2 separate regions of the Homo sapiens genome follow, and region 2 is linked to region 1. Evidence: chromatin loops called from intact Hi-C (ENCODE). Cell type or tissue: GM12878. All regions are shown on one strand. Region 1 overlaps EOLA1-DT (EOLA1 divergent transcript). Region 2 holds the start of LINC00850 (long intergenic non-protein coding RNA 850).

The links. A loop is a pair of places that touch in the nucleus more often than their neighbours do. Peaks named below come from ENCODE experiments on the same cell type or tissue, not always from the same donor. Only the 100,000 strongest peaks of a DNase experiment are listed, where the experiment ranks them.
Region 2: it touches region 1 in a loop (3.0-fold over the local background); 2 of 110 quality-filtered maps call a loop at or near these places.

What each region holds. Positions count from the first base shown.
Region 1 is chrX:149,530,190-149,532,689 of GRCh38, forward strand. The region is part of intron 7 of EOLA1-DT (EOLA1 divergent transcript); the gene reads right to left. Among named protein-coding and RNA genes, the nearest start is that of EOLA1-DT, 8.3 kb to the right of the region's middle. In GM12878, a CTCF peak has its summit at 1,512 (motif pointing right); a DNase peak (open chromatin) is centred at 1,542; H3K27ac peaks cover 286 bases.
Region 2 is chrX:149,824,475-149,826,974 of GRCh38, forward strand. It overlaps LINC00850 (long intergenic non-protein coding RNA 850), which reads left to right and starts at 1,234. Exons shown (of 3, transcript NR_109813.1): 1 at 1,234-1,342. In GM12878, a CTCF peak has its summit at 1,153 (motif pointing left); no DNase peak of the experiment used is centred here.

The DNA of each region.
Region 1 (2,500 bases):
GGAGGCTGAGGTGGGAGGATTGCTTGAGCCCAAAAGTTCAAGGTTACAGTCAGCTATGATTGCAATGCTGCTCTGCAGCCAGGGCAATGAAGGGAGACCCTGTCTTTAAAATAATAATAATAATGATAATCATTAAAAAAAAAAAAAAATCTTGGAAGCAATGCGAGAGAAATGACACCTTACCAAACCATGGATACCAAAAGGAAGTGGCACAACTTTTTTCAAGGGCTTACAGAAAATAGCTTTCACCTGGGTGCAGCGGCTCACACCTGTAATCCCAGCACTTTGGGAGGCCAAGGCAGGCGGATCACCTGAGGTGAGGAGTTCAAGACCAGACTGACCAACATGGTGAAACCCTGTCTCTACTAAAAATACAAAAATTAGCCATGCGTGGTGGCATGCATGCACCTGTAATCCCAGCTACTTGGGAGGCTGAGGCAGGAGAATTGCTTGAACTCAGGAGGCAAAGGTTGCAGTGAGCAGAGATTGCCCCATTGCACTACAGCCTGGGCCACAGAGTGAGACTCTGTCTCAAAAAAAAAAAAAAAACTTTCAACTCAGAATCTTACATCCTGTGAAAGCATCCCTCCAAAATGACATTCCATGGCCACATAGGTTTGAAAACCATGTTCTAGACTAACCAGTTCATTTTCTAGATAGCACAACTGAGATTATTCAAAGAACATACAGGATTTTTCCAAGATCACATTGCAGTCCCTTGAACACTGTTGGAAATCTCTGAAATTTGCAAAGCTGAGAGACCAAAAAAAAAAAAAAATCTTTCATCAGTGTTGCTGGAATAATCTCCAACCTGTAAATGTAGAAGCAAATCTTGAGAACCTGAGTCCCAGAAAGAGACAACACAAGGTGCAAGGGTATGTCCCAGCAACAGCCCTGTGACATGAGTGGCATTTGTACCTCCTGGTTTATAGGAGTGGAGGAGACACAGAGAGACGAGTAACCAACAAGGTCACACAGGAAGACAAAGAGCTAACATTCAAACCCAGGTCTGCTAGACACCAAAGCTCAGGCTCTGGGCCTCATTGTTACATACCTCATGGCCATTCTCAGCCTTTCTGTGTGTCTCTATGCATTGCTCCAGCATATGAACTACAAGGACCCAGAGGATGCAAACAATGGGCTCCTATGTCAATGCCTGGGCTGACCCATACAGGCCATTTGTAAAGAAAATGCAAACAGTGTTGCCATGTTTTCATGGTACCAAGCATTAGGAATTTGGGTTTGTTTTAACATCCATTGTTCTATATCTGAAATCTGATGTAAAATGCCTTGGGAAAGTTAGAAAGATGAAGAAGGCAGGAATGGTTAGAGGAGGGAAAGGACAGAGGAAATAGTTTACAATGTATGGACATATTCGTCTTAGCACCTCAAACTTACACTCACATCCCCCAAGAACTACACAGAACTTTCTGCCATGGAAGCCACTCACTGATCATGACTCTCATCACAGCCCACCTTTAATTAAAAGTGAAGCTGTATGAGTCAGCCAGCAGATGGCAAAATGAGGAACCAAGGAACATATGACTAAGGTCAAACATTAGCTGGTGTCATTTCATAAATGAAGTGGGCCTCTTTCCTAAAGCTTTTTCCAAGTATCATCTGCAAATGTTCCAGTTGGGTGCTACAACATGCAGAGGCCACCCTGTCTCATCGTCTTGTCTTCACCACCCACCCTTCTCTTTCAAAGGCAGTATGATCAGACACAGTAGACGGGGGGCCTATCCTACCAAATCCCACCTGGCCCTGGATGCTGCAGCTTAGGGCATCCAAGAGCCCACCAGGGCAAGCCTGCACTGTACCTTCTTTCTCTGGGTTGTCAGTGGCAGGCCACTCTGCTCAGGCCTGCCAAGTGAGGGTGGTACACTGGGCAAATCAACTTTCTGGTAGAAGCACAGGAACATCTGGCCCCAACACTCTTCTCTCCCTCTGCCTACCCCACAGTAATCCTCAGAACCTAGAGACCTAATGACAACTCTCCAAACTTCATTCTAAAGTCAGGAACAAGAATTGGAAACCTCATCACAAGTCAGAAGATTGAGACATGCTTAAGGTTACTACCTATGTGTTCAGATTAGCAAGGACAGGAGCACACTGTAGGTACCAACCGCTTATCCATGGAAGGCTGCTCCTGAGCTGCACTGGGCTGCATGTTATATTTGTGTGCCTGTTGTCTACAAACACTCCTATCCCATCAGAAGTACACAAGGGTTTGTCAGATGACTTACTGGCCACGAGTGAATCAATGAATTCTTCTCAGGAAGAGAACCAGTTTGCCTTTTAAAAATGCTGACAGTGAAACCCAAGTGAGGAAACTCACCTGCTGCACCCAGCGTGCAGCCCACACTCCTTCAGTGGTCCTTTAGGAGTTGGAACCAATCTAGTTTCCCAGCCTCTTCTCCCATGACTTCACTCTACGAATGCGTCTGCTCCAGCCACGAACCTTCTCTGGGCTCCTCGAATGTACCTAACCCTTTCAGGC
Region 2 (2,500 bases), 290 kb after region 1:
GCTCCACCCAGTTCGAGCTTCCCAGCTGCTTTGTTTACCTACTCAAGCCTCAGCAATGGCAGACGTCCCTCCCCCAGCCTTGTTGCTGCCTTGCAGTTCAATCTCAGACTGCTGTGCTAGCAGTGAGCAAGGATCCGTGGGCGTGGGACCCTCCAAGCCAGGCGCAGGATATAATCTCCTTGTGTGCTGTTTGCTAAGACTGTTGGAAAAGTGCAGTATTAGGGTGGGAGTGTCCTAATTTTCCAGGTACTGTCTGTCATGGCTTCCCTTGGCTAGGAAAGGGAATTCTCCTACCCGTTGCACTTCCCGGGTGAGGTGATGCCCTGCCCTGCTTCAGCTCACAATCCGTGAACTGCACCCACTGTCTGACAAACCCCAGTGAGATGAACCTGGTACCTCAGTTGGAAATGCAGAAATCACCCATCTTCTGCATCACTCAAGCTGGGAGCTGCAGACTGGAGCTGTTCCTATTCGGCCATCTTGAAACTGCTCTATATTTACCTTTTAAAATTCTTGTTTCTTTTTTTCTCAGACGTTAGATATGAGTTCTAAATTTCTTTTCAAATAATTAATATGTCAGTATGTTCAATTCTTTGCTTTCTACTTTTAAACTTAACTTCCTCGTAAAGCAACCTTTTTCGATTACCTACTCCACCCTGACTCATTCAAATTACCTACTCCACCCTGACTCATTCCAATCACCTGTGCCACCTTAACTCATTCTGATCACCTGCTCCACCCTAACTCATTCAGATTACCTGCTACCTGCTCTGCCCTGACTCCCGCCAAAGCACTCAACCCAACATTCTCTTTAAATTAGCCAATCTGAATTTAGCCTGTGCAGGCTAACCCTAGCCAATAGGAGAATGACACAGCAGCAGGGGCCACATGCGTCAGGGATAAGAACCCCTTCCCCTCCCTTGTCCAAGTGTGCGCTCACCATTGCTCCATCTGTAAGGGCATACCCTTTTATAGAAGTAACTTGCCTTGCTGAGAATTAAAAATAAAATTTTATATTTGAGTGCTATTACTTTTGCTGCACTGAAACTTTATATATAACAATTTAGGGGCTGCCTGTGATTACATTCCCCTCTAGGGACGTTCTCTGGTTCTCTCTTGTGAGGAGGCACACCCCGCCCCCTTGTGGCAGCCTCAGGGGTGAGAAATCAAGACCCACCCAGTGTGAGGAATAACCTGGGCTCTCAGCAACGTGGGGGCAGGGGACTGGCCAGCAACCTAGCTTAAAGGATCCTCACATAGTGTGGCAACAACTCTGTGCACAGACCAAGGAAGGAGAAGCTGTGGGAGCTGGTAAAATATTTCCTTGGTGGTCAGGACCAAGGTAAGAAAGTTGCAGTGGGGCGGGGGCGGTGAAGTACTCCTTGGTCGGGGTGGCTTAGAAGTTAAAAAGTGGTGAGACATCCCCATTGTGGGGGATTGAACCTCACACAAATCTCCAGTAGTAGAAATGGCAAGAAACTTCCAGTGGGGAAATTGAGCCTCACCCCAAAATGCAAGAAATTTCCAGTGGGGACATTGAGCCTCACCCCAAAAAGGCAAGAAATTTCCAGTGGGGGAAATTTAGCCTCACCCCAAAAGGCAAGAAATTTCCAGTGGGGAAATTGAGCCTTACCCCAAAATGCAAGAAATTTCCAGTGGGGACATTGAGCCTCACCCCAAAAGGTGAGAAATTCCCAGTAAGGGAAATTGAACCTTGAACCTTACCCCAAAACCATCAAGATGAGAAATACCCCAAGCAAGACAGGGAGCAAGGAGGATAAAGATGGTAACAAAGATATCCCCCCGGATAGCCCCCTAGGTCTCATGCTAAAACACTGGAAGGATAATGAAGGGACTAAAAGAAAAAAGGAAAAAGCAACAAATGATACAATATTGCTGTTTTACTTGAACTCAGGGACCCATCCTCAAACCCTCAATCTTCTGGCTAAAGTTTAGGTCGAATGAGCATGTAATGTGTCAGCTTCTAATCCGATATGTTAATGATAAAAGTCCAGTGTCTCAAGAAGAACTAGGCTATGGAGACAAGGACCTGCCCTCCTTTTTCCCTTAAAAACAAATAGGGAAGAACCCAATCTGGCACCTCAAAATGAAAAGTCAGAGGAGCCAGCTCTCACGCCTAAACATTCCAGCGCATGAGATCCTCTAGACTATCTTCCCCCATTCAGTGTCCCCAATCTTTCCCCTCAGACAGCCACTGACACCTCAGATCCCATTCCAAATCCCCCTCTACTCATGTTATCCCTCCTCCTTATAACCCTGACTCTTGGGAATTACCATTCCATCAGTCTGTTCCCTCCCGACCTAAATACCCCTGTCTAAAAGGACTCCAGTATGAGGTAGAACGATGTAAAAAAGATATTCAGAATTTCCCATTTCCCTCTGTACCTAAGGGGTTAGCCCTGATCCTCTTACCTTTGAAAGAGGTACCACAAGGAGGGTGGGGGGAGGGGGGAAGGGGGCATTGGATTTGTAAATGCTA